7 separate regions of the Mus musculus genome follow, and regions 1, 3, 4, 5, 6 and 7 are each linked to region 2. Evidence: chromatin loops called from intact Hi-C (ENCODE). Cell type or tissue: left cerebral cortex. All regions are shown on one strand. Region 1 overlaps Dgcr8 (DGCR8, microprocessor complex subunit). Region 2 has its middle 4.2 kb from the start of Gp1bb. Region 3 holds the start of Dgcr8 (DGCR8, microprocessor complex subunit). Region 4 overlaps Txnrd2 (thioredoxin reductase 2). Region 5 has its middle 3.3 kb from the start of Gnb1l. Region 6 holds the start of Comt (catechol-O-methyltransferase). Region 7 holds the start of Tango2 (transport and golgi organization 2).

What was found. Hi-C counts contacts between places; a loop is a spot of excess contacts. Peaks named below come from ENCODE experiments on the same cell type or tissue, not always from the same donor. Only the 100,000 strongest peaks of a DNase experiment are listed, where the experiment ranks them.
Region 1: a loop joins it to region 2, with 3.0 times the contacts of the local background. A loop is called at or near these places in 3 of 42 quality-filtered maps.
Region 3: a loop joins it to region 2, with 2.6 times the contacts of the local background. A loop is called at or near these places in 3 of 42 quality-filtered maps.
Region 4: a loop joins it to region 2, with 7 times the contacts of the local background. A loop is called at or near these places in 40 of 42 quality-filtered maps.
Region 5: it touches region 2 in a loop (2.5-fold over the local background); 4 of 42 quality-filtered maps call a loop at or near these places.
Region 6: it touches region 2 in a loop (3-fold over the local background); 2 of 42 quality-filtered maps call a loop at or near these places.
Region 7: it touches region 2 in a loop (6-fold over the local background); 22 of 42 quality-filtered maps call a loop at or near these places.

The regions. Positions count from the first base shown.
Region 1 is chr16:18,273,194-18,277,193 of GRCm38, reverse strand. It overlaps Dgcr8 (DGCR8, microprocessor complex subunit), which reads left to right. Exons shown (of 14, transcript NM_033324.2): 8 at 1-28. Among named protein-coding and RNA genes, the nearest start is that of Mir1306, 9.1 kb to the left of the region's middle. In left cerebral cortex, CTCF peaks have their summits at 2,219 (motif pointing left) and 3,428 (motif pointing right); no DNase peak of the experiment used is centred here.
Region 2 is chr16:18,616,183-18,620,182 of GRCm38, reverse strand. No RefSeq gene overlaps it. Among named protein-coding and RNA genes, the nearest start is that of Gp1bb, 4.2 kb to the left of the region's middle. In left cerebral cortex, a CTCF peak has its summit at 2,323 (motif pointing right); DNase peaks (open chromatin) are centred at 1,659, 2,335 and 3,014; H3K4me3 peaks cover 693 bases; H3K27ac peaks cover 361 bases.
Region 3 is chr16:18,287,458-18,291,457 of GRCm38, reverse strand. Dgcr8 (DGCR8, microprocessor complex subunit) reads left to right here and starts at 2,290. Exons shown (of 14, transcript NM_033324.2): 1 at 2,290-2,355. In left cerebral cortex, no CTCF peak of the experiment used is centred here; DNase peaks (open chromatin) are centred at 2,079 and 2,462; H3K4me3 peaks cover 2,043 bases; H3K27ac peaks cover 665 bases.
Region 4 is chr16:18,441,386-18,445,385 of GRCm38, reverse strand. It overlaps Txnrd2 (thioredoxin reductase 2), which reads right to left. Exons shown (of 18, transcript NM_013711.3): 7 at 3,576-3,638; 8 at 2,112-2,182. Among named protein-coding and RNA genes, the nearest start is that of Comt, 17 kb to the right of the region's middle. In left cerebral cortex, CTCF peaks have their summits at 342 (motif pointing left) and 1,719 (motif pointing left); a DNase peak (open chromatin) is centred at 1,724.
Region 5 is chr16:18,493,420-18,497,419 of GRCm38, reverse strand. It overlaps a transcript of Gnb1l not described here. Among named protein-coding and RNA genes, the nearest start is that of Gnb1l, 3.3 kb to the left of the region's middle. In left cerebral cortex, a CTCF peak has its summit at 2,032 (motif pointing right); no DNase peak of the experiment used is centred here.
Region 6 is chr16:18,425,033-18,429,032 of GRCm38, reverse strand. It overlaps Comt (catechol-O-methyltransferase), which reads left to right and starts at 2,317. Exons shown (of 6, transcript NM_001111062.1): 1 at 2,317-2,677. Txnrd2 (thioredoxin reductase 2) reads right to left here and starts at 2,616. Exons shown (of 18, transcript NM_013711.3): 1 at 2,474-2,616. The coding sequence starts at 2,588. In left cerebral cortex, a CTCF peak has its summit at 2,415; DNase peaks (open chromatin) are centred at 2,439, 2,884 and 3,464; H3K4me3 peaks cover 2,170 bases; H3K27ac peaks cover 2,182 bases.
Region 7 is chr16:18,343,724-18,347,723 of GRCm38, reverse strand. Tango2 (transport and golgi organization 2) reads left to right here and starts at 3,814. Exons shown (of 9, transcript NM_001359109.1): 1 at 3,814-3,926. In left cerebral cortex, a CTCF peak has its summit at 2,308 (motif pointing left); DNase peaks (open chromatin) are centred at 340, 2,297 and 3,692; H3K4me3 peaks cover 2,082 bases; H3K27ac peaks cover 2,551 bases.

The sequences.
Region 1 (4,000 bases), 340 kb after region 2:
AGCAAAAAACTTGCGAAGAATAAAGCTGGTAATGTGGTTTGCTTGGTATATCAGCTACTTTCCCTGTTGCTTTGATGAGATAGCCTTATAAAAGCACATTTAGAAAGGAGGGGCTTGTTTTGGCTCATCAGTTCATCCTGGTGGGAAAGGCATGGTGCAGGAGCTGGTGGGTGCTGCTAAAGTAGCATCTGCAGTCAGAAGCTTACAGCTTCCTTTCTCCTTTTTGTTCAGCCCAGGACCTCAGCCCATGGGATGGTGGCACTTACCATTAAGGTGGGTTTTCCCACCTCAGTTTACCATAACTAGATACTCTTCCACAAATATGCCCCAGAGGCTAACTTAATTTAGATATTCATCTCAGGCATGTCTAGGAGTTGGTAATCAGAGTTAAACATCACATTTGGTATCCTAGAGATGCTGCATGCTGGGTCTTCATCTCTGATTAGCAAGGGGCTATGTAATGCCTGTAGGATTTTATGGGCCTAGGTTAAGACTTTTATTCGTGTTATCTATTTTATTTTTTGTTTTGGTTTTTTGAGACAGGGTTTCTCTGTATAGCCCTGGCTGTCCTGGAACTCACTCTGTAGACCAGGCTGGCCTCAAGCTCAGAAATCTGCCTGCCTCTGTCTCTCGAGTGCTGGGATTAAAGGCGTGCGCCACCACCGCCCAGCTTATGCATTTTATTTTATTTTATGATTTATTTTTATGTATATGAGTACACTGTAGCTGTACAGATGGTTGTGAGCCATCATGTGGTTGCTGGGAATTGGACCTCTGCTCGCTCTGGCCCAACAATTTATTTATTATTATATGTAAGTACACTGTATCTGTTTTTAGCCACACCAGAAAAGGGCATCAGATCTCAATATGGATGGTTGTGAGCCACCATGTGGTTGCTGGGATTTGAACTCAGGACCTTTGGAAGAGCAGTCAGTGCTGAGCCATCTCCCCAGCCCCCATCTATTTTGTTTTTAAAGAGATTTAATTTTGGTGTGTGTGTCTTCATGTGTGTACATTTGTACGTGTGTATGTGTACATGTATGTATACATATGTGTGTACTACTTGTGTCCTGGTGCCCTCAAAGGTCAGAGAGGGCATTGGATTCTTCGGATTTGGAAGTAAAGGAAGTTGTGAGTCACTTGATACGGGTGCTGAGAACCAAACTCAGAGCCTTAAGTGCCTTTAACACTTGGGTCATCTCTTCTGTCCTGTACTTTGATTTTTAAAACAACATAAGTGTAGTTTATAGTAAATGACTGTAATCTTAGTACTGAGATGCTGCTAATGTACCATTGTGAATTTCTGGCTAGCCTTGGCTTTAGAGCAGTTCTGTCTTAAAACTAAGAGCTGGGGATATAATTAAGCTTTAGAGTATACTGGTCAAGGACAAAATAAAATATGTGCTTATTATAAATGATTTAAACTAAGAGTAAAAAGACTTGATGAGTTAAAAAGATGGCTCAGTAATAAAGACCATGTAGAACCATGTCACAGCAGGACAAACTTGATTGTTTTACTAGGCTCAAGTTTGTCCTGCTGTGATAAAGTTCCATGACCCCAAGGCAGCTTTAGAATAAAGCCTGTAATTGGGGCTTGTAGTTTCAGAGGGTGAGTCCACGACCATCCTCAGACATTGGAGTAGTCGCTTACAGTTTATATCAGATCCACAAGCTTGAAGCAGAGATTTGGAATGGTGGGGACTTTTGAAGCCTCAAACCACAAGGGCATGCCTCAGAATCCTTTTCCAAATGCTCCACCTCCTAGGGACTAAGCATTCAAAATCCGGAGACTACAGGGTGGGGCTGTGGGGAGGGGAGATTTTCATTCAAATCCCCATAATTCCCAGAACCCACATGGGGCAGCTTACAAAGAACTTAAGCTCCAACTCAGGGAGGATCTAATGTCTCTGGCATTACATGCATGTACACATAATTAAGATTCTAGCTGAGTGTGTGTGGGAACACACATTTAATCCCACCATTTGGGAGGCAGAGACAGACAGATCTCCTTGAGTTTGAGGCCAGCCTGATCACAAAGTAAGTTCCAGGACAGCTAGGGCTGTCTAAAAAACAATCAGATTTTTATTTTTTTAAAAAGTGAGTCTTGGGCTGCAGAGATGACTCAGAGGTTAAGAGCACCAACTGTTCTACCAGAGGTCCTGAGTTCAAATCCCAGCAAGCACATGGTGGCTCACAACCATCTAATGGGATCTGATGCCCTCTTCTGGTGTGTCTGAAGACAGCACCAATGTTCTCACATATATAAAATAAATAAATCTTTAAAAAAAATGTATCTAAAGTGAGTCTTTATACTAGAGGGCCTCTTTCTACTGAATAACAGCAGAGCCAGTGTTTTCAGTTCCTGATTCAGCCAAATGCATATTTGGGTATGCTTAGAGCTAACTGGGCCATATGGAACACATGCAAGTGTTTTGTTATTTTTATTTTTTATTTTGTTGTTTTTGTTTTTTTTGAGATAGGTCTCTGAATGCTGAGACTAAATCATGCACCACTACACCTGGAATTCAAGTTTGTTTTTAAACAGAAAACCAGGCATTCTGAGAGAAAAGACAGGTTCTATGCTGTCATTATCTTGATGGGTTTTGATATTTGTATAGATTTTTTTCTCTTGAGTCCTTCAGACTTCAAATTGGGGATTAGATAGTCATTGCACACAATGTTCATCCCAAGAACTGGTGTTTTCTTCTAGACACACTATACCATGTCTTTGCCTTCTGCCTCTGTGCAGAGATAGACAGCATTTTTGTACTAAGCCGTTTTGATCAGCACTGGGGTTATTGGGTTCTTCTGAGTAGTGGAGTGTATGGGAGATTAGTGTTAGGTGTACTTGTACCCTGGCACATACAGAGCCATTCTTGATTTTATCCTGTGTGATTGTTGTCTTCCAGAACAGGTCTCTGCACAGAACAAGAGCTATGCCAGTTTTGTCAGTCTCACTGGGGCTTGGGGTTAGGGGGAGGGTTTTCTATTTTTTTTTTTTTTTTTCTGAGACAGGGTTTCTCTGTGTAGCCCTGGCTGTCCTGGAACTCACTCTGTAGACCAGGCTGGCCTTGAACTCAGAAATCTGCCTGCCTCTGCTTCCCAAGTGCTGGGATTAAAGCGCCATCACTTCCCAGTTTGGATTTTCTACTTTTTTTTCTTTTTTTCTTTTTTTTTTTTAAGAATTATCTTTTTTATTAGGTATTTTCCTCATTTACATTTCCAATGCTATCCAAAAAGTCCCCGATACACTCCCCCCCCCCCACTCCCCTACCCACCCACTCCCACTTTTTGGCCCTGGCGTTCCCCAATTTTCTACTTCTAAGAATCAGTTTCTCTGCTAATTTTTTTGTTTTAGTGGCCATTGCTGAGGACAATAAGTCTTTCTTTTTTTAAGATTTATTTTTATTTATATGAGTACACTGTAGCTGTTTCCAGACACACCAGAAGAGGGCATCAGATCCCTTTACAGATGGTTGTGAGCCACCATGTGGTTGCTGGGAATTGAACAAAGGACTTTTGGAAGAGCAGTCAGTGCTCTTAACCACCGAGCCATCTCTCCAGCCCAAGTCTTTGTATATCATGTTACTGGCTGTCCTCTGTTCAGTTGCCCTTAGTTTACATATTCTGCCTCAGTCTGCAAGATGTCCTGATACCTATTTTGCTAAGTTACTCATGCAGAGTTAGGAATTGAACAAGATGCTCAATCACTGAGCTAATCTCTAGCTGCTGCTGTACATTTTAGAAGGATTCAGTCTAAAAAGACTTTTCAGTTCAACAAATTGTTGAGACTTTCAGCAGATATCTTTTGAGATAGAACCTGGCAAATGAATGGAAAACCCCTCAGGCTTATCCTAAGCTATTCTTTACAAGATTAGAAGTCTATGTTCTGGACTTTGTGTCCTCCACCAATATTTCAGCCACTCACTCTAGACATCTGCACTGTCTTGTCTTTGTTACAAACTTATTTTGCTGGGATGTGTTACCAACAATGCTGTGC
Region 2 (4,000 bases):
ACCTCTCAAGGACAACTTAGGAGTTGAGGTGACCCTGCTGTGTGGACAGCTGTTAGAGCGCCCAGAGACAGATGGGAGTTGGGATGACTCAAAACCAGGTGACTGTAGCCTGTGGCCCAGTGGGGACTCCATGGGCGATGAACTCTGAAGGGTAGGGAAGGCCAAGTGACAGAGACATGACCTAAGGGGCTGCAGGTATGAGTTTAACCAGAGTCTCTGAAATGTGCTGTGGAGTGAATCAGGCCTCCTCCCACAACCCTGGCCCCTCCAAGTGTTCTCAGATCTTCCTATCCCATCTCACCAACTGACAGCCCCAGCAGTCTCAGCCCTCCTGACAGTCCCCCTGACTAACAGAACAGTCACCACACTACCCCACACCTGCCCAGGTCATTATATATGCTATTTCTAGTCTGGTTCAAGGTTCTCCAGCAAGTCCCCTACCTCACAGCTCAGGACAGAGAACACTTCCGAGCTACTCTGGAGCTGGAAAACTAGGTACAGTTTCCTCCCTGGGAACCCAAAGGAGCAGAATGGCACATCCCCCAGTACTGGAACCAGCCTGGGTGCCAGGCTTGATGTGAGTCCCACCTGATTGCCTCTACACATACTGGATGCTTTTGTTCCTGACAATCCTGATCCTGATGAAGAACCATGGGTCTGGGCACAGGAAAGCACTAGGCCTCCTCTGACCACCACTGACCAGGTCGGGAGGCTGTAGCTGACACGGCCTTTGTCTTGGCCTTTGTGGGACAAGACAGATGACCCTCCAGTAGGCTGATGCTATCTAGAGGCTGCCAGTCAGACTTGAGGCATAAGCCACCCCCCTCCTTTGTGGGCAGGGGCAGGGCATCCGGCCCATTGTGGGCTGCAGGGAACTGTGAACTTGTCCATCCGGCCTTATCAATGCATCAGGGACAGGGACAGTGGTCCTCTTTGTTCACCCTCCCCAGGGGTGGCCTGTCACCCCAGAAGCCCTGGTTGAGGTACACAGATAACACCTTAAAGTCAGTTGAACACAGTATGGGGAGGGGCATCCCCTCTGCTTTTCAGAGGAGCAAAGCAGGTGTCAAGAAACTCTTCAAGCTCCCACCCCTTTCTGTGGCTATAATGGAGCAGAGCTGAGACAGGCTCCCTGGGTCCCCACGCTGCTCCTCCTTTAGGGGACAGTGCCAGGGCCTAGCAGGAGCTGTAGGAAAGAGCTCAGGCTCAGTTCACACTGCTCACAGGGCCTGAAGGCTCCAGGACCAGTGTCTTGCTGAGGGTCTGGGTTTGGGATTCCTGAAGGACCAGGGGCCACTGTCTTTCCGTCCCTGTCCTAAAGAGGAACGGCTCTGCTACCAAAGAAACACATCTGGCATCACTGTATTCAGACAGAAGGGTGGACTTCTCGCTTGCTGGTTTGTCCAGGAGACCCCTCTTGCCAGACTGGCTAGTGCCAAGACTCCAGCCTGGCCTCAGTGGCTGGCTCTGCTAGTGGTTTGGGAATTTCTCCAATTCTAACTCCTGACCCTAAGCTGACCCTCCACGTGCTTAGCCTGGGGTCTCAGCCTCCAACAAATGTGGGGAAGTGGATGGTCCCAGCTCAGTGCTCCTGAATGCACACTCCTCCTCCTCAACCCAGCCTCCACCATTGTCATCTACTTCAGAGACAACACAGCTGCCCTGGAGTCTCCTCCCCAGCCACCAACTCATCCCCTCTGTGGTCTGGGCCTCCCTCCAGATGAGCGTAAGTCACAGGGCCCCTCTCAGAGGCATATTTAATATAGCTACAAAGACATGGCCTGGGCTGGTTGATTCTGAGTCCTTCTGATAGAGCTCAGAAGTCAGAGGTGACTACACCACACTGCCCACCCATCCCCTGGGCCCCAAGACTTCAGCTTTAAAGGGAAGCCCCAGGACTTAGCTTTTGTGTACCTGCCCTACTCTCTACACCCATCACACCCATGCCCACCACAGCGGGTCTGCCCTTGCTCCTGCGGCTTTCATCCTTATTCAAGACCTCATTCAAACTAAGAGATTTCCTGCCTCAGCTAGGCTAGTACAGGGCACAGAGGTACATTTAGAGAGGTCAAGCCACCTGTGCAGCCTGTACTGCCATCCAGCTAAAGATGGCCAAGGAGTTGAATAGATGGAGTTCCAGTGAGGCTACACAAGATCACCAGGCTTGGCATAGACAGAGTAGTGACCTCACGCAGAGAGCTTCTATCTCATTGTGAAATAGATACGTGCTGCTGCGGGAAATGGGGACTTTGGCCCTCTTGTTTTAAACTGCCGGTTGTTTAGCCCTGCTTTCCCCTCAATCACCATGACCTCCGACTGGCACCAGAGGGCGCTAGCGATCCGTAAAAGACTCAGAGCTCGGCGTGCAGTAGGCAACGAGGGACGCCCCAGCAGTCCCTAGAGAAAGAGAGCAGGGACCATTCAGACTGCCCAGACTGCAGAGAGAGGTTGGCAGGTCATTCCCTCCGGGGATGGAGAGGAGGGCACTGCGAGGTCGCTGACAGACGCGAAGAAGATGAGTGCAGTCCCTCTTCTTCCTATCCTTTTGGCACACTGACAACCGGTCAACCGCAAAGATAAGGACCTCTTCCGCCTGGCGGGAAAGACGTGGGCCAATCCAGGTGCGCTCCCCACCCCATGTTTGCTCCGTAAACATTCACTGACCCCCGCTGTGTGCATTGTGAGGGGGTGGGGCTAACGACAACCAGCGCTGGACTCTCACCATTTCTGTGAGGGGAAAGCCCAAAGACTCAGAAAAGGAGGCTCCAGCATCTCTAGGCTTCCCTGGTGACCAGGGAAGCAATGGGGTTCTCCATGAGTCTTCTCTAGCCTGGAGAAGCCTTGAAACTGGGCTGACCTGCTTGAGGCCATCACAAAGAGGACGCCCAGGGAAAGGTGGGGAGTCGGGGGGGGGGCAGACTAGCCACTTAGGAGGGGGAGGCCCGCACCCGCTACCCAGACAGAGCAACAACATTGGGGTGGGTGGCCCATAGCTCACTGCAGCGTCTGCGCCAACCCCCAGCGTTTCCGATGGAAGACAGGCGGCAAGTGATAAATCACCAGCTCCCACTCCCACCCACCCAGGGCTAACTGGTGGGCAAGAAGGGCAGCGAGGGCTGTGTGTCACAGAGACAAGGCCTGTGACAGAGACAGGAGACAGGCTAGAGCCAGAGGCTTTCTGACACCAGCCAGTTCCTTGCTGGGGTGTCTGAGTTCCCCTGGTACCCTTTCCATAAAGCCCATCTGGAAACCAGCTGAGAACCATCCACACTGACCCCAACTTGAGGTGTGTGCAGTGCCTCCTGCAGCAAACTTCAGCTCCTCTGAGAGGGCCATAAATCAGCAGGGGGCACTTGGAGTAGTGTCCCCAGTAGAGTGAGGGTCTTTGGGGGTCACTGATCCTAGTGACTAGGCCTGGCCTTGGCTGTGTCTCTCCCTTCTTAAACAGCTCTTGTGGGACCTCCCAGCCCCCAACCCTTTCTGGACAGTATTGTCTGGCCTGGAGCCCTCCATACCGTGTACTCTCTATAATGGCTGCACATGCTTTCTGACTTCTTTTCTCAAAGACAAGAAAAAGTTACAAGGCCTAATGTGCTCTCCTTAGGAGAACCCCTGGGGGCCGGTCTGCCCCTGGTCCCACAAGAACTGTGAGGATCATCAGGTACTCCCCAGTGAAGCTGTCTCTAGGGTTCTGCTGGGTCCAAGAAAATGCTGTCCGTGCCTCCTTCCATTCTGTCTTCCTGTCAACCTACTCTACCCAGAGTGCCTAAGGCTGGCTGGAGAAAGAGTGCTGAGAGATGAGCCAAGGTGCCCCCAGGTGTGAGACACTCAAGCGCGCGTGCACGCACACGCACACGCACACGCACACGACAGGGGTGAAGTCAGTTGCAGTAGGAGAAGCCTGATGAGAGTCGAAGGCCAGGCTATGAGCCCTCCCTGCAGGGCATATTCCTAGTTCCACTGCCCATTTCCCCAACCCACACAGAGCTCTCCTCAGGAC
Region 3 (4,000 bases), 330 kb after region 2:
GGCAAAAAATAGTAAGACTGACTGGAGTATCAAATAGTAGCTTTTTTCCCATATTTTCCCTCCTTCCTTGGATCTATTTCCCATTCTTGAAATCTAAAGCCTATCTGTGCTTGCTGGGAATCTGTATCTCCAAAAGTTTGGTGCTGACTTCAACATTCATTCCCATGTTAGTTCTTCCCAGTGTGCATTCAGCTTTTCCTAAAGGTTTGAAGATACTCAGGACTCTGATGGTTGTCAGGACAAATGGCTGTGGTTCCTAGCATACCAAAGCACCTCTAGGCCCCCAGGCTCACTCAGTACCTGTAGCTTCTCTCAGCTCTTTTCACCCCACCCCTAACCTAAATCTCTTCACCTCATGTCTTCCCTGGATTCCCTTAGCTTCTGATTCCTACAAAAACCTGCCATTTCTGCCATGGACTCTTTGACCTCTCCTCTCTTTGGCACTCCTTCCCTTGAAGGAACACCACCATATTCCAGGATCCCTTAATGCTTATCTGTAAGCACATAGACCTCTGTGCCTCCTACAGCTGGTGGCCTTTTCTTTTTTAAAGATTTATTTATTTTATTTATGAGTACACTGTAGCTGTTTTCAGACACACCAGAAGAGGGCATCAGATCCCACTACAGATGGTTGTGAGCCACCATGTGGTTACTGGGAATTGAACTCAGGACCTCTGGAAGAGCAGTCAGTGTTGAGCCATTTCTCCAGGCCAGGCCTTTCTTTTTTCTTTTCTTTCTTTCTTTCTTTTTTTTTTTTTTTTAAAGACAGGGTTTCTCTGGTAGCCCTGGCTGTCCTGGAACTCACTCTGTAGGACCAAGCTGGCTTCAAACTCAGAAATCCGCCTGCTTCTGCCTCCCAAGTGCTGGGATTAAAGGTGTGGGCCACCACTGACCGGCCATTTGCAATTTCTAAGAATTTTGGGGAGAAACTTTTCTATTTTGTTAAAATAGATACAATTGGGGCTGGAGAGATGGCTCAGTGGTTAAGAGCACCTACTACTCTTCCAGAGGTTCTGAGTTCAATTCCCAGCAACCACATGGTGGCTCACAACTATCTGTAATGGGATCTGATGCCCTCTTCAGTTGTGTCTGAAGAGAGCAATGGTGTACTAATATAAATAAAATATATCTTAAAAAAAAAAATAGATACAATCTCCCCAACCTTAGGGATATAACTCAGTGCTTTTAGCATTAACACAAGTGTGCTGAGACCGTGAGTTCTTCAACATGTTACCCTTTAGTCGTGTTTTTAGCATCCACTTTTCATGTCCAGCAGCAATTACTGAAGTGTTTGCCTAACGGCAGACAGTTTTCTATAAAATTTTTATTACACTTATTGACTTGAATCAGAACCTAAAGGAAAGCTAAACTATTTGAGGTTCTGGATAGTATAAATATAACTTATCCCCACCTTAGTCCCGGGCTTATAGCAATGAAGTAATGGTTTGTGGGTTCGGGATTTGAAGGGCTCAGGAACAGACCTGGCTAACTTCATTTTGTTTCTGAGTCACTTCTGTCCTAAAGAATTTTCCTAAGTCTCATACTGCTACCACGGGTGTCAGATGAGTCTGGAACTGCTTAAGTTTCTTTATGGTCTTTGGCACTGACACAAGTCTGCAAGGCCTACCTAAGGTCCACCCCAAACTAAAAGGACCCCCAATCGGCTCTGCTTCTCCTTCCTTTTTTGACACGGAGGATGCTGTAAGCACAGCGAACATTTTTAGTCATCAGATCTTTGTCCTTCCTGGTGTGATGATATTGCGAGTAAAACTCCTTTCCTATCCTCCGCATCGCGCATCTTATCCGTTGACTTTCTAGGATGGGTGTACCTCCAACATTGTCCTTGGGACGACCCAGAGCCGGAGGTCCATTGTCATTCGCAAACTCAAAAGTGACTATTGAGCTCAACAGAGGCCAGCTCATAGATGAGCTCCCAGCGTCCCTCGCACTCCCGCGCTCCCCGGCTCCCGGCAGCCTCTACGCGCCTCTCTCCCGGCGCGCCCCGCGGCCGCAACTCAGCCCCACCCGGAGCGACAGCCGTTAGAAGTGCCAGGCTTGCGGCTGGTCCCGCCCATCCCGGTCTCCATAGCGCCTCGCAATTGGGCCGCGCGCGCCTCGCGCTGCCGATTGGCGGCCGCCTCAGCCCGCTCCCGGCTCCCCCAATGCGCGGAGGCCGTGCGCCGTGATTGGTAGCCCTCCGCCAAGGCCCGCCTTCCGCTCGCCCGCGCGGCAGCGGGTCTCAAGAGCCGAGCGCTTTGCAAGGGCCTTCGCGGGTTGTGGCGGCGCCGGGGTCGGTGAGGGTCGACCGGCTGTGGTCGGGCTGCGGGCGGCTCGGGCAGGTCGCGGGCGCCACAGGTAGGTGCGGGGCGCGATGGGCGCCCCGCGGGCGGCGGGCGCTGCGGCCTGGAGAGGCTGCGCCCTTTCCTTCCCTCCTTCCACCCCCACCCCTCCCGGGCGAGGCCACAGGCCGGGGCTCGGGGCGGGGCGCGGCGCGCTAGGCGGGCTGGGCCACGCGGAGTCGCGGCCTTTGTGCAGTGGGGGCCGGGCCCGGAGCCCAGGCATCATGAACGTAGGGTGCTGTCTGCCTGGTAACGAAGCCCCCTGGGCGGTGGGCCCGAAGCCATTGCCTCGCCTTCTGGCGGGAGAGGTGTGGGCAGGGACACCTCAACGCCCCGAACTCCGCCTGTTTTGTTTGGAAAAAGCCAAGAAACCGCCCAAGTCTCCACCAAATTACCCGTGGATGAAGTGTCATGTAGCTTATCAGAATGTGGTTTTACAGTAACAATGAACGTTGTAGAAATAAATGGCAAGTGGCAACCTGTTGACAGCGATACATGTCAAGTAGTATCATCCAGTGGATTTGGGTTGCTGATGGTAGGAATTTGATTTGCCATCTTGCATGCTTGCATGTACCTTATTGCCAGATGCAGAGATGTCCTGTGTTGGGTTGTTGACTCTTGTATGCCAATCACTATTAGGGTGCCCACTCTCTGCTGGCTCAAACTAGACTCCCAGCCTTGGAAGTGGCTCAGTTCCCACTGTAATCCATCACTAACCGAAGATAGTGAAAGGCTGGCCCAGCTAGTGTGGCCTTTCAGTTTAGAATAGGATTTGCGGGGTGACAAAGGAATTGATGAGGTCATACTGCCTTTGGGTTGAGCGGGAGGCTGCAGCTGTAGCACTGGCCATCCGTTCAGCAAGTAGGAGTTGTTCACATGTTTTGGGTAAGCCCTGTGCCAGGGTCCAGGGGAGCCAGCAGTGGGTCTGACTTGCTCACAGTCTAATTGGCAAATCAAAATCTGCATCCATAGGTCCAGTCAGCTGAAGAATAGTGAGGTTTACAGGCAGGAGGGCTACCCTTTGAGCTGTGTTGCCAAACATGTGGAGCAGGCAGTTCACAGTGGCTGTCTGAATTTTACCTTGTGAGAAACATGATTTTGACTGGTTTGCCCAGTTTGGCCTTCTCTTGTCATCATTCCCCTCCCATGTGATCCTATGTACTTTTCACATCAGTTTCCTTTGACATCTTCCATGACTCCCATCTCCAGTACTGTCTGTCCTCCCTTCTGATCTCCAATCTCCTGCTTCTAGTTGTCTATTCCACTTTAACACCAAATAGGTTGATTCACTCCAAGAGATAACCACAGTCCGTGCCAGAACAATCCTTATGCCTGTCTAAAGTCACCTTGGTGCCTCTCATAGGCCTGCATGTATCTCCTAAGAAGCCTTGCCACCTGTTTACAACACCAGACCATTTCCCAGAAACTGTAACCTAAAGTCCCTGTCCAAGCTATCTGGTGAGCTTTTAAACTCTTCTAATTTGATCCCTACTCTTACTCTCTTAGGTTTTCTGGACACAGAGTGATTCATTAAATTGTAAGGTGTTATAAAACTGAGGTAGTGCAGACTTAGGCCTGCTTGTTTGAGTGGCAAAGCAGCTGTACCACTTCCTAGCTTTGTAACCTTGAGCAAATTGTTTAACCTTTCTGTCAGAGTACTG
Region 4 (4,000 bases), 170 kb after region 2:
GGCCAGGCAGCTGGCCCACAAGTAAAGGCACATGCTCCCAGGCCAAGTTCTATCCCAGAACCCACCTGGTGGAAGGACAGAACTGATTTTTGAAGTTGTTCTCTAACTTGTACACGTGTGTCATACCATAAATGTATGTGTATGTGCGCTATGTATACATAAATAAAGCAATTAAAAATGTTTTGTTGGGGGCTGGTGAAATGGCTCAGTGGGTAAGAGCACCCGACCGCTCTTCCGAAGGTCCGAAGTTCAAATCCCAGCAACCACATGGTGGCTCACAACCATCTGTAACATGATCTGACGCCCTCTTCTGGAGTGTCTGAAGACAGCTACAGTGTACTTACATATAATAAATAAATAAATCTTGAAAAAAAAAATGTTTTGTTGTTGTTGTTTTTAAGGAAAAAGAAGCCAAGCATGATGGAGCGTGCCTGCAATCCCAGAAGCCAGTTGGTACAGACAGAAGGGTCAGAAGTTCAAGGTCATCTTTGTCTTCACTGTGAGTTCAAAGCCAGTCTAAGCTACATGAGCTCCTGTCTCAAAAGAAAGGAGCTGGGCCAATGACATGGCTCAGCAGGTAAAGATGCCAACAACCAGCACAACAACCCGGTCTTGACCTCTGAACCCATAGCGTGGAAGAAGAATACTGACTCCTGTAAGTGGTCCTCTGGCCTCCACATGCACAGCCCCACACTAAACAGATAAACAAACAGTGTGGGCCAGATGAGCTGGCCCAGTGCAAGAGCAAAAGCATTAGCTGTGCAAACCTGGAGACCTGAGCTCAGCCCACAGAATCCATACAAAGGTAGGAGACAATCAAACTCCACCTATCCTCTGACGTCTGAAAATGCACTGTGGCATACACGCACGCGCACATGCACGCACACACATACACCATGGATAGAGCTATATGCAATAATAAGTTTTTGGTTTTCTTTTGGATGTTTTTGGTTGGTTTTGTTTGTTTTTAAGGGTCTTTTTATTTATTTTATTTTATTCATATGAATACACTTGTAGCTGTCTTCAGACACACCAGAAGAGGGCATCGAATCTCATTACAGATGGTTGTGAGCCACCATGTGGTTGCTGGGACTTGGACTCAGGACCTTTGGAAGAGCAGCCGGTGCTCTTTTGCAGAGCAGTCTCTCCAGCCCTGTTTTAAGGATCTTGACAGCTAGGCATGATGAAAGGCTCACACCTTTCATCTTAGAACAGATGGCAGGTGGAGACAGAGGCAGGAGGAGCTCTGTGAATTTGAGGTCAGTATGGTTTGCATAGCAAACTCCAGGACAGCTAGGACTACACAGAGATCCTGTCTCAAGACAACAACAACAACAACACAACAAAGGAGCTTGGAGCTGGGAATATAGATTCCAAGACAAGGTGCCTGCCTAACATTAGTGAGGCCATAGGTTCAATCCCAAGTGCCATGGATGCAGGGGCAGTGTCTTACAGCTCCAACACACAGAAATTGGAGATCTGCACTCTCTGAAATAAATCCGGTGAATACATACACATTAAATCCACACCTGTGTCCACTCTCCAACATACACACCATTTACACCTACACATACACACATATTTACAAGCATACATATGTGCACATGCACACACTCAAGTGCATATGCCAGCCCACCACTGGGCTACTGTTTCCCACTAGTGTTTGCTTGAAAGTGCACAAGGCATTGAACAGCTATCAAGCAAGCCTCTGCCGCCCTCTCGTGGCCACTCTGGTCCCTGCAAGCAGGACGTCTGCACAATAAGGGTGTTGGCTGCATCCAGTATCCAAGAATAGATGGAGCTCTGGGCAGGCCGGCACATTTAGCACATGTGTTCTCACCGCCACACCTGGCCGTAACTTGGGGCATGCTCGATGCAAAAAGCAGAGAGGAGAGGAGATGATCTTCTATACCAGGGTACAGGGGATACTGCTGACAGCCACTGCCCTGTATCATGAACAGCTGACTCTATCTGTAACACTCATGTTATCACCTTCGAGATAGTCATGGGACATGGGGGTACAAAGGTTTTTCCTTCTTTAAGAGAACGACCTTTTGGCTCCAGTAGGAGAAGAAAGCATATCCACCAGCACAACATACCCCAGGCCTTACGTTTTCCCAGGGGACTCCTTCAGCCAGAAGATGTCGTCACTTGTGATTCCATATTCCAGGGCTCCTTTGACCTATGGAGGAAGAGAAGACTCATGTGATAAGATCACCATTGGCATGCCCCTGGGGTTTCTGAAAAAGCAACCCCATTCTGCAGGTTCTGGGGTTCTCTCAATCCATGAGGGGAAGTTTCATGGTTGGATATCTTCAGGTTGTGTCTCTTTGGGGATGGGAGGTGCACATTATGCCCTGGGCTCTTTCCCAAGCATGCACCCCTTCCTGGGAAAGCAGGAGTGGCAGCCTCATCCTCCAAGACAGTCATGCAGCATACAGTATGGAGGGAAGGCTCCCACAGGCATGCAGAGATTTCATGGTTCCTGGTTTTCAAAGGAAACCTCTGCAGACCTTAGCCGACAATAAGTGACCATACATAACAAAAAAGAAATGCCTCATAAAACCAGCTCAGAGAAGTCACCATAGCAATGAGAAGATCCCAGTGGGGAGTCACCAACATGAGTTACTTGAAATATTCTGCTTTTACCAAAAAACCTGAGGTATGTGAAGAAATCAGAAAGTGACTCCAGCTTCAGCTACAGGGAGTAAATATGGTGTAGCCTCTTTGGAAAACAAACTAGTGTCTCTCAAAGGTTAAGCCAAGTGAACTAGTGACCTAGTTCCATTCTTCATAAATACCCAGAAGAAGTTAAAACGAACTCCAGAAAAACACGGGTGCTCACAGCACATCGTGATTCATGAGAGCCACAAAGAGGAAGCAACAAAGGCATTCACCGAGGGGCAGGCGGATTAACAAAAGGCACTAACGCATAAAATGGAATATTACTCAGTCTTTTAAAAGAAGAATCTGATACATGCAGGTATAGGGAGCACATTCTGCTGGTGAGATTAACCAACACAAAGCACATATGTCATATGCATTGGTATGAGGCACCTAGAATCAGAAACCAGGGGAGCTGTCGTAAAGAATCAGCCTGGAATTCTGCAAAGGACCTAGAGATGGAGGGAAGTGGAAGACGCACTGAATGTATTAAACCACTGTGCCTCCCTCCTAAAGGGAATTTCTGCTAAGTGAATTTCATTCAAACTTTTAAGGAGCTGGGTGGCCAGGGTGGATGAAGAGCAAGACTGAAGTCCTGGATGGAGGCCCTGGAGTTCTGAAGTTAGAAAAGGCCGTGGCAATGGAGGCTTGGTGGAAGGAACAGAGGCCAGGTGTGATGCCCGCCACACATTTCAGTCAAAGCTAACTCTGGAGGCTGAAGTGGACAGACATGAATCCCAGGTGATCGGAAGCAGCCCGGACAACACAGAACTAAACACTGAGGAAGAAGGAGAGAGGACACAGGCCTCAGGAGCCTGCGGTGTGGAGTGGCCCTGAGCCACTGCCATGTGGTGTAGATTCAGGGAGGCCTGGAGAAGCAAGAGGAATGAGGGACACAGCAAGCCACTCACTTGTGTGGGGTACCTTGGCCGTCCTCCTGTAGCAATGACAATGTGCTCAGCTGAAAGCAGAGTCTGAGGATAAACAGAGAACCATATGTCAATCAGTGAACCGTCGGCTGCCAGAGCGCTCAAATGCCTGCGGTGGCTGAGGCAGCCGTTCCTGTGACCCCTGCTGTAGTGGGATGCTTTACCCTTATGTCTAAGTCACAGAGCAGGGGTCTCACATTGTCCACTCAACAGGAGGGCCAGGCAAAAGAGGGAGTGAGGCCAGCTCCACAAACTTCACAGTGTACAAGGCCTTTGCAAACCCTGCCTCTTCAGAGCCCCACAAACACTACAGAAAGGGAGTGACTCACCCCAAACTGCAGGAAAGCTAGCTGTGGCATTTGAACTGCTTAACAAGGGGTGTGTGTAGCTAAGGACTGATCTAGCTC
Region 5 (4,000 bases), 120 kb after region 2:
CACCATTTGCAGTCTGAATTTGACTGTGTACCCCATGTAATTGGTGCTCATGAAATGTCCATTTGTGAATGTATTTAATTTCATATATTTTCAGGGTTCATCCATGCTGTAGTATGTACCTGAATTGCCTTCTTTTTAAGTGCTGACTGAGAGACTGGAGAGAAGGCACTGACGGCTCCTGCGTAGAACCTCAGTCTGTTTGCCAGCACCTACACTGTGGCTCACAAATATCCATAACTCCACTTCCAATGTATGATTTTTTTCTAGTTTCCGGTCACTAAGCACATACAGAGCTCACATATTACATGCATGCAGAAGCACTCATCCATATAAAAATAAACATTGGTTTTTTTTTTTGTTTTGTTTTGTTTTTCGAGACAGGGTTTCTCTGTATAGCCCTGGCTGTCCTGGACCTCACTTTGTAGACCAGGCTGGCCTCGAACTCAGAAATGAGCCTGCCTCTGCCTCCCGAGTGCTGGGATTAAAGGCGTGCGCCACCACGCCCGGCATAAACATTGTTTTAAGCCAGTCTTTAATCCAGAACTCAGGAGGCAGAAGCAAGTGGATTTCTATGAATTCCAGACCAGCTTGGTCTATATACTCAGGCATCTGTATCAAAACCACCTGTAGTGGCTATTCCTGGTTGTCAACTTGACTATATCTGGAATGAACTACAATTCAGAATTGGAAGGCTCACCAGTGACCCTAATCTGGAGGCTGGGAGATAGAAGTTTCTGATCTGGATCTTGATATGGAGATCTTGAGGCATAGTGGCTATGAATTCCAGAAGATTAAGACCCGGAGATCTCTGAGTTCAAGGTCATCTGGAATTAAAGGTGGCACACAACTTTAATCTGGGCTACACCTTCTGTTGGAGACCATATAAGGACAATGGAAGAAGGAACTCTCTCTTTCTCTCTCTCTCTCTCTCTCTCTCTCCCCCTCTCTCTCTCCCTCTCTCCCCCTCCCCCTCCCTCCCCCCCTTCCCCTCTNCCTCCCCCTCCTCTCCCTCTCCCTCTCCCTGTCCTTTGCCTGCTTGCCGTGCATGACTGAGCAACTGCTAGATCCTTGGACTTCCATTCACAGCTGCTACTGACCATTGTTGGGAATTGGACTGCAGACTGTAAGTCATCAATAAATTCCTTTACTATATAGAGACTATCCATAAGTTCTGTGACTCTAGAGAACCCCAATACACCACCCAAAAATAAACAAACAAAAGCTAATTGATCCCTCTCGTGAGTGTCTGCACTGCCCATCATCCCTTATGACACTGAACTGTTTGTGCTGGTGGCCACTGTGGGATAACAGTGCTGTAGGATCACTGATCACTGTACCTTAGGGTTTCTATTGCTTTGATGAAACACCATGACCAAAAGGTAAGTTGGGGTGGGGGGTTTATTTGTCCTACACTTTCAGATCTTAGTCTATCATTGGAGGAAGTCAGGACTAGAACTCAAACTGGGCAGGAACCTGGAGGGAGGAGTGCTGCTTACTGGCTGCTCCTTGCAGCTTGCTCAGCGTGCTTTCTTATAGAACCCAGAACTATCAGCCAAAGTATGGCACCATCTATAATGAGCTGGACCCTCCCTCATTGATCACTGAATAGAAAAATGCCCTACAGACCTGACTGCAGCCTGATCTTATGGAGGCATTTTTTAACTGAGGTTCCCTCCTCTCAGGTGAATTTAGTTTATGTCAAGTTGGCATAAAACTAGCCAGGACACACTGTAAAAGATGTTTGAGTCACTGGTTTTAATTTATTTAAAAAAAAAAAAAAGCGGGGGGTGGGGGTGGGAGAGGGCTGGAGAGATGGCTCAACGGTTAAGAGCACCGACTGCTCTTCCAGAGATCCTGAGTTCAATCACATCGTGGCTCACAACCATCTGTAATGGGATCTGATGCGCTCTTCTGGTGTGCCTGAAGGGAGCAATGGTGTACTCATATACATAAAATAAATAGATCTTTAAAAAAAAAGATTTATTTATTTACTGTATGTGAGCGTTCTATCTGCATATACATCTACATGCCAGAAGAGGGCATAAGACCCCATTATAGATGGTGTGAGCCACAATGCATTTGCTGGGAATTGAACTCAGGACTTCTAGAAGAAGATGGCCACATCATTATCTGTTGCCATCAGTGGTGCACAAGTCTTCCAATACCTCCACAACCTGCCAACAAGTAGCTATGCTCTGGGTTTGCCATGCAGATACTCAGTTTCCCAGAACTATTCATTAAAGATATTGTCCCTTCTCTGTCTTGTCACCTTTGTCAAAAGTCATTGGTGGGCTTAGAGAGGTGGCTCATTGGTTAAGAGCACTTGTTGCTTTCACACAGGACCCAGGTTCAGTTCTCAGCACCCACATGACAGCTCACAACTGTCTGCAACTCTAGTTCCAGGGTATTCAACACCTTCTGGCCTTTGAAGACACTGCATGCATGTATTGTACATATATGCAGGCAAAATAGTCATACTCATAAGATAAAAAACATTCTTAAAAAGTCATTTGATATTGTGTGCACAAGCTCACACACATTACACACATACTAGCAATCACAAACGTGTGTTTCTTTTTATACAGAGCTTTCTGTTGTTTTCCATTGGTCTATATATCTGATTTTTTTTTTCAAGATAGGGTTTCTCTGTGTAGCCCTGGCTGTCCTGGAACTCACTTTGTAGACCAGGCTGGCCTTGAACTCAGAAATCCACCTGCCTCTGCCTCCCAAGTGCTGGGATTAACGGTGTGTGCCACCACACCCAGCCTATATGTCTGATTTAATGCTAGTACCACACTGTTTTGAGTACTGTAGCTTTATAGTTAAGTTTGAAATCAAGAAGTATAAGACCTTCAAATTTGCTCTTTCTTTCTTCCTTCCTTCCTTCCTTTCTTTCTTTTTTTTAAAAGATTTATTTATTTATTATATGTAATAAGTACACTGTAGCTGTCTTCAGACACTCCAGAAGAGGGCGTCAGATCTTGTTACAGATAGTTGTGAACCACCATGTGGTTGCTGGGATTTGAACTCCGGACCTTCGGAAGAGCAGTTGGGTGCTCTTACCCACTGAGCCATCTCACCAGCCCCTCTTTCTTTCTTTCTTTCTTTCTTTCTTTCTTTCTTTCTTTCTTTCTTTCTTTCTTTCTTTCTTTCTTTCTTTCTTTCTCTCTCTCTCTCTCTCTCTCTCTCTCTCTCTCCCTCCCTCCCTCCCTCCCTCCCTCCCCCGATTCTTTCTTTCATAGCCCCCTTCTTTCTTACTGAGACAGACAGCCTCATTCTGTAGCCTACATTGGCAGCTGAGGTATGTTGCCCCTTGCCAAACAGTCTCTACCACAGCTGGTTGAACATGTTGATGCAGAATCCACAAGCACTGAAGACTATATGTGGGTTGTCTGTATATCAACCTATGTACATATCACACACACATTATTTATTTGAAATCCTGCTGTCTCAGATTCTTCCCTCTCAGTTGCCAGGGTTACAGACATATACCACCAAGGCCGGTTTAGAATAGGTTTTTCTATTTTTACCAAAACACCATTGAAGTGTTAATACAAATCGCTTAAGTCTTTAGATCACTTAGGGTGTATTGATATTTTAAAATATTGTGCTGGGATTCCAGGTGTGGTGGTACACACCTTTAGTCCCAGCACTCAGAAGTTAAAAGCAGGTGGATCTCTGAGTTCAATAACATCCTGGTCTACATTGCAAGTTACAGGACAGACCCTGTCTCACTACCCCCTCCCCCAATAAATAAAATATTGGGCTAGGATTATAGATCAGCAATGGACCACATGTCTAGTATGAATGAAACACAGCACAAAAATACTAAGTTTTCCAATCTATGAGCATAGAATATTTTTTTCTTTTGAAGTCATCTTTAGTGTTTTTTCAGCAGAATTAGACATGGTAGTGTTAGGATTAAAGGCACGTGCCACCACCGCCCAGCAACATTATTATTATTATTACTCTTGCTCATGGCAGTGTTTGAGAACTTCAG
Region 6 (4,000 bases), 190 kb after region 2:
TACCTTCCATTGCTGATGCCTGTCCTGTCTGTTGCCCGAGTGGGGCTCCTATTGGGTCATCCTGCTCTGAGGCCCTATACTGTACCCTCTGTCTGTTTGCTACCAAATGACTGGCAGGGCTGGCTTATCGCAGGCCACTTGCTTTCCCACAGTGCACACCCAGGAGCCTCCTCTCTGATAAAAACTTAGAAGGCGGCCACAGTGAGAGTTTCAAGGGTCAGTATGAAGAAGGATGCGAGAAGCCTACTGGGGCCCTCACATCCCAGCCTTCACTCACTGTGCTTAGGCCTGTCCTTCTGCCCACAGCTCATCTCCAGAACATGTCTCTGTTTCAACTCTGCCTCAGGACTCACCGTGCTCCTGTTTCAGTTTCTTTCTATCGTCTGGAACAGGGCAGTAGGAATCTAATCGACATGACAAGGTCTAAATAAAGGGCCTGGCTGCTCTGATAAAGGAAGATGGTCTCCTAATGTGTACCTGCCTGCCAGAGAGGCCAACAGCCTTCTTATCCTAGCTCCAGTTTGGATGATACAACACCCTCTCCCACCCCTCAGCTGGAAAACATGGGTATTCCTGCTTCAAAAGGACAGACGGCAGAGCTGACCTGGACTCACAAGTGAACTCTGGAGTCATATGGCGGGTGGCATCTTCCCTAGACCTCACAACATCCTCACCAAAGCAAAGTCCTGAACCCTTGGGGTGTGAGACACGAGTCCTCCAGTCAGTAGTGGAGGACTCTGCCCAGTGGGAAACAAATCCCAAAGCCACAAGGGCTTCCTAGCAGCTTGAAGGGCCCTAGACTTGTGAGCTCAGTGAAGCTCCTGTCTACAGATTTCAACATACTCTTTGGCTTTTATTTATTTTATGTGCCTGAGTGTTCATTTGCACTTATGTCTGCACTGTGGGCACACAGTGCCAGAGGGCAGTGCCAGAGGGCTGTGCCAGAGGGCAGTGCCAGAGGGCAGATGAGGGCACGGGGTCCCCCTCGGAATGGAGTCATCATGTGGGTGCTGGGAACTGAACTTGGAGCCTCTGGAAGAGCAGTGAGTGCGGAGTCGCTCTTGTCCCTCCTTTACAGACATTTTACTGTTATTATGTAGGGTGACGGTACCAATGACACAGAGTGACGGTACCAATGGCACAGGTACTTTGACTGACTTGGGTTTTTTTTTTTTTTATTCCGAACCCCCCGATTGTTTTTTTTTTTTTAACCTCCACATAAATCACTAAAACTACCTCCACCTAATATACAGCACTAGGAGACCCTGAAGAGCCAGAGACCTGGGAGTTAGCAAAGCTACTGAAAGAGCACCCGTCAATCCCTGAGGTCTGTCCCCTAGGTTCCCACCTCACATGTAGTGACTGCTTCCTGGTACTCTCCCAGGTTAGCTTCTGCCACTGAGCCACAAGGCCTCTGCCAACTTCCACTTGCAGTCGGTCTACCTGCCTTGGCCCTGTAGACCAAGGGCCAGCCATTGTACCTTTCATAGCACTGCCTCTGTGAAGAACCCTGGCCTGCCCTTGCTCCTCTCCCTCTATGCTCGCTCCCTGTGGACAGAATTGAGTTCTGTCACTCACATTCAGGGGGCAGTATTAAGGGTGGTCACCATGAAAAGACATAATGGAGACCACTCATGAAACTGATCATACCACTGGGAAACTCTGGGGGAACTTGGCCTATTGGGGGTAGTGGACCCATGTTGAGAGGTACCCAGTTTCCCCCTTTGAAATTAATTACTATCCTGATTTCAGCAATAACGCTTCCTGGTGCAAACAAGTTGTTTCTTCCCCTTCTCAAGAGCCCTGACAAGCACTGGGGCTTGGTTCCACAAACTTTCTAGTGTCTTCTCACTCCCCAAACACTAGGCAGGTCATGAAGGTGCATTTGGAAGCTGAGGAAGGAAGGGCCAACACCTCAAGGCTAACTCTAGCTGCACTGCCAACTGACCATCACTCAAAAAATCAAAATCAAGCCCAAAACAACAAACCAAGGTAGTTCATGACTGTAACCCCAGAAGGCCACGGTCGGTGGCAACTACCTAAGCAGTCTGTGGCCAGCTTGGCTACATGGGGGTGGGATTACGGACAAAAACAAAAAGAAAAAACTAGAACAATAAAAAGAGTTGCTGCACCTAGGAAGTTGTGTGCCAATGGGGTACCTGTGACCATCAGAGCCCTTGACATCATCCCATCACAGCCCTGACATCAGGGCTACGATTAATATTGGGGACACAAATCCCAGAAGACTGGGCTTGCTGCCACCACAGGAGGGCCTCAGGCAAGGCACCGCCAACGTTTTAGACACCTGGGGAAAAAGCAGCCCTGCTAGAAGCAGGTCCCCTCCTAATCAGAACCCTGGCCTGTGTGGGCACGCCCACGCGGACACGTTCCAGGACAGCCCCGCCACCGCGACCCCCTGTGGACACTCGCACAGGCACCCTCTCCGCGTGCACCGCCCACGACCCCACCCTACCTCCCGCTGCACTCGCCGCGCCCCTTGTCCCGCGTGTCAGAGCCCGTGTCCGCGGCCGGAAGCGCCTGCTGGGTCCACGCAGCGCCGCCACCATCGCCGCCACCATCGCCGCCATGGTCCGGGGACCTCAGGCGGTCAGGGCTGCCCTTCGCACTGCCTGAGCGTCCGCGCCTCGGGGTCAGACCTGTGCGCGGCCTTGACGAGGTGAGTGGTGCCCGCCCGGAGCTCGGACTCGGGATCAGAATCTGCATGCACCGAACTGGGACTAGGGTGAAGGGCCCGTACGTGGGAACTGGTTCTGACCTAGGAGAGCGCAAGCCGGCGCTGGGGAATGGGGACACATGTGAAGGGGGTCTGATCTTGGCTGGGGGGTCGCTGAAGGGAGGCAGGTGACCGAACTTGAGTATCAGTGCTGTGGTGGAAGATATGTCCTTCGGTGGGGCTGTGGAGTTGGGCTTAACCTGGATAGAATGTAGCACATCCAGGGCCTGGCCCATTATAAGAGGGTCCGACTTACTTAGTTGTTGGATTGGGATGCAAACCTTAGGGTCAAAGTTACAGGGCTCAGGGATGGTCAGTAGAGTTGGAAGCTGTTGAACAGGGGTTCTTGAGAGAGGCCTTAGGGTGCCCCCGGGTCACTCCTTGCAAAAGAAGTGCTACCCACCCCCACCCCCCCACTCCCAAAGGGACCCCTTGGAGCTCAGGAGCACTAGGGCAGGAGCACTACGGCAGGCTTTGGGTGTGTGCTAAAAAGAGAAAGTCTTCCAGCCAGGGACTTTTGGGGTCCTTGCTGGCCCTCCAAGCCTTGGGAGAACAGTGGGAGCTGCCACGACTTGTGGGAGCTTGTGGTGGGGTAGGGCCCTAGAGGACATCTTGTCACAGAGAAACAGCATCGCCCTAATAATTGGGACAGATTTTACCTAGGAGCTGTAGGGGACCGGCTGAGTCATCTCCATTTGAGCAGAGGTGACAAGTGGGTGTCTTCTGGGGAACAAAGGAGCACAGAATCCATGAAGGGAAGGGAAGAGAAGGGAAGGGTGCTTTATACAGGCTCTTCGTGGCTTTGCTGCTGGGCTAATTCCCATGATCCCACAGAAGCTACAGAGCTGCAGACACTTTGGGGTCTAAAGTTGCTCTAGGGATGCACCCGTGAGCTGTCAGAGATGAAGCTAAAGTTTATATTTTTAAAAGGAGCTTGGCTAAATGTGGCTAAGCCTCCAGTGTGTGCACCCAGTAGAGGATCCTTTTCCAGGAAGGGAGACGTCCTTCCTATTGAACAGAAGTCCATTTTCTGTTCCATGTGAGGGTCATTCTTAAGAAGACAATAGAAAAGTTGGTGTTAGCCACAAATCAGTCTTTTTTTTTTTTTTTTTTTTTTTTTTTTTGGTTTTTCGGGACAGGGTTTCTCTGTGTAGCCCTGGCTTCTTAGAACTCACTTTGTAGACCGGGCTGACCTTGAACTCAGAAATCTGCCTGCCTCCCAAGTGCTGGGATCAAAGGTGTGAGCCACCACCGACCGGCAACAAA
Region 7 (4,000 bases), 270 kb after region 2:
GTTGGACTTCCAGCCTTGGGGGCTCTCTCACTGTCCCCATAACCCCTGCAGCAAGGACGAACAAGGTCAGCTAGGCTGGTACAAAGTGGGGATGGTTGCAGTGATTTTGAGGGCAAAAGCAGACTCTAGAAAAACTAGAGCTTTTTTTCTTCTATGAAGCCTGTATTTACAGAGCCTTTGGGCACTCCCTACAGCTGCATGAGACTGCTCTTTCCCCGGGGCAATGAAAAGCGTCCTCTTCCCGGGAAAGGGGAATTATGTGTTTATCTCTTCCCCACTACACCCTGGTGTCCCGATTTCCTCTGCCCTGCTTTGAGTCTTGGAGAAATATCAAGGAGCTTTATCCACTGCCTGAAAAGATAAACACATATTTCCCTACTAGGTAAAGCACACCAAACACATCTCTGCAGTGACATAAGGCAGTGGAGGGGACCCACGGGGGATGCTGTAACATAAACAGGAGATGGAAGTGCAGACTGTGGAAATGAATCTGGCCTGTGCTTGCTCAGAAGCCTCTTATCCTGAGTGCACTGGAAATGAGCAACTCTTCTGGGCTGTCGGTGTTTCCCAAGGCCCCTTACAGATAGTGCTAATGGAGGCCAGGGTGTGTGTGTGTGTGTGCGTTTGTGTGTGTAGGGGGTCTACCCAGATGGTCATATTTCACCCACCTATGCTGAGTCCAGTGTGCTCACCCAATAAGGGTTGCTTGGTGAAGACAAAGAAAGTAAATGCCTGGAGCAGGAGCTCACTTCTGGGTCGCCTACAATACAAATTGATACCAGGAGCTTTTCAGAGTCAAGGCAGTTGCTACTAATCCGTTGGTATTGCTACTTGAAATGAACACCATTTGGCATCCTGGTATTGAGATATTGTTGCAGCTCTGGCAAGGCAGAGTGAGCAACTCTAAGAAAGCAGAGTCTTCCAAGAAGGTAGCTCTCTCTAGGTAAAGCTGTAACTACAGCTCTCTACTAACTACAGCTGTCTTTCTGGTTAAGTTGCTGTGTGGTGGGGACTCTCTTTCCTCAGTTAGAAGTGGATTTAGTCAATCCAGCTCTACCCTGGCCCGTACTCATCCTGGAGCACCTCTCTTGAAGACCCCATAGCTCTGGATCATACCACTTCCCCATACTTGCTGATGGGACAGAGGCTGAACAGGTTTTTCTCTGCTAGAAGAGGGCAAAAGGGAGACATAGCCTCCCAGTGTAGGAATGTCCCCTTTTAGAGACCTGGCTGCTTTAGAGCCTGATCATCAGCTGCATAGAGGAAATCAGGGTGGATAGAGACAGCTCAGATAGGTTTCAGGGCTGCTATCTTACAGTCTCCTTACCAGGGCCAATAATGAATATCTCCCCCCTTCTCTCTGCCTCTCTGTCTCTCTGTTTGTCTCTCTGTCTTTCTCTCTGTCTCTGTCTCTCTCTCTCTCACTGTGTGTGTGTTTCTTGCTCTGTCTGTCTCCCCCCCCCCCACTCCCCCCCCCACTCCCCCCCCCCCATCCTCCTTATCCATCCAGCTGCTGGCCATTTCTGTAGGGATAGTGCTGGGGAAAGCCACAGAGAGGAAGTGTTTGTCAGGAAGAACTTCCTAACTAGTTGGCACTTAAATCCTAAAAAGGTGTTTACAAAAAGTGGTGAGCTCCCATTCGAGGAATGAACAATGAGCCAGACTCAAATGGGAGAGAATGTCAGAGTGCATAACTATTAAAAAAAAAAAAATAGGGGCAGGAATTGGATCCCCTTCCCCTAATTTGGACTGCCTAGTTGGGCCTCAGAGGGAGAGGGTGTGCTGGGATTAGATGTCCCAGGGTGGGGTGGTACCCAAGGGGGGCTCCCCCTTCTATGAGGAGGAGGGGAGGGTGTAATAGGGGGTTGGATTTGGGACTGGGAGGAGAGGAAGGAGGGGAGCTGCTATCAGGATGTAAAGTTAATAAATAATTAAGGAAAAAATTGGGGCAGAGGTTCAAATCCCCCCCGCCCCCAAAGGGCCACCTGCTGCCTGTGATGGGATTCGAACCACTGTTCAACATGTTCTTACATCTCTCTTTATGGATAGGATTGATGAGAAAGCATATCCAGCCATTGTCCCACTCTGAATTCATGGCTTGGTGCTTTGGGGACAAGCTACTGTGTATCTGCTATATCCCAGACCATGCTCTTTTAGCCTCAAGCCCGTGTCCTGCTTGTCCATGACTACCTCTTAGTCCTGTAGACCAAGTGATCTGGCAGCTCAGATGGAGACAGCTGGCAGGAGCACAGGGTGACTGTGCTAAGCTGGAGGAAGAATGGAAGTGCCTAGCTAGGTCTGCCACCTGCTGGCCAGGAGTCATAGTCTCCGGAGTCTGGTCATGTTTGCAAATGATTTCCTTTAGTTCTCAGGAGGAATGCTGGTGAGGCTGTGTGAGAGAGGGCAGAGCTGTGACTGGGTCTGGCTACAGCCTTGCTTTCGCCTCTCTGAGTTCCAGTTTTCTGCAAAACATCAGCATTGAAGTTTGGGACCATGGCACCTAGATCGTCCAGGCAGCTAATGCCACTTGGCATTTTTTTTTTTTTTTTTTTTTAGATTTATTTATTTTTTTTTTATTATATGTAAGTACACTGTAGCTGCCTTCAAACACTCCAGAAGTCAGATCTCATTACGGATGGTTGTGAGCCACCATGTAGTTGCTGGGATTTGAACTTCGGACCTTTGGAAGAGCAGTCGGGTGCTCTTACCAACTGAGCCATCTCACCAGCCCGGCATTTTTTTTTTAAATCAATTACATTTTATTTTGTGAGTATATACCACAATGCACATGTGGTGATCAGAGAACAACATAAAGGACACAGATCTCTCCTTCCACCATGTGGATCCCAAGGATGGAACACAGGTGGCCAGGTTTGACAGCGAGCATCTATACCCAGGCAGCTATCTTGCTAGCCCTTTATTTTACTTCAAGTGAATAGCTTAACTGCTCTGAGCAATTATATTTACATCTCTCAAGTGGAGTGAATGAGAACTGGGTATCAAGTCAACTGGGTTGAGAGTCTGTAGTACAGTATCATTGTCTTTAATGTGGTTGTGATCCTTGTACTGAGTACTCACTTTGGGGAGGACCTCTGATGCTCCCTCCACCTTAGCGATGGATGCTCAAGCCCCTTACACAACCTGATATTAACAGGTACAGGAAGCCCCCAGTGATTGTCCTGGCCCTGTTCTAAATGTCCCAGTCATTGTCCAAACATAGCTCAAGCATGGTAAATTCCTCATCCTTGGGGGTCTGGACTCACAGAACAGCCTCTGTGACTTCTTAAGGACTATGGAAGGCACGGTGGAGCAGAAGTCCGTGTTCTGTGTTGTTTTTTAGTGCAGGGAATACAATAGATGAGAAGTCAGAGGCCAAGGATACAGGCAGTCTAGTAAGACTTGGAGGCGACAAAGGGAGGGGAGGGCTATCTGGGACAGATGATATGGTCTAGAGATAAAGACCAGGACTTTGTCTAAAGGGGGTGGAGGTGGGTCCAGCGCCTGAACCGGGCGGGGTGCAGGGTCTCACAGAGATAACCCACAGGCTGAGGAGCTGTGGCTGCATGAAAGGACCAGATGCCCACACAGCTCCAGCCTTGGTGCATCGCCAGCCTTGGTGCATCTCCAGTCTTGGTGCAGCTGCGGGGGCGGAGCGCTATATCTCTAAGCGACAGCACATACGGCCAACAAGGCCGCGGTTCTGGGTTCGATGCTCCGCCCTTCGCTGCTGCGCCCAATAGCGAGCGCTCTGGAGGCGGGCCGGGCGGGTTCTGGGCTGGAGGCTAAAGCCCGCGGGTGCGGCACCCGGAAGTCGGCGGCGGCGGAGGCGGTGAGTGTGCAGCGGGTGGCTGGGGCTAGCGGGCTGCGCTCCTGGCGGGGCTGACCCAAGGTCGGGCGCCGGGCTCCTGGAACGCGGTCTGGATCAGGTTGGTCGAGGACGAGGCGGTCCGCCCCTTCTCGTCATAATTCAGTTTTCCCTTTCCAAGGCATTAAATGGAAA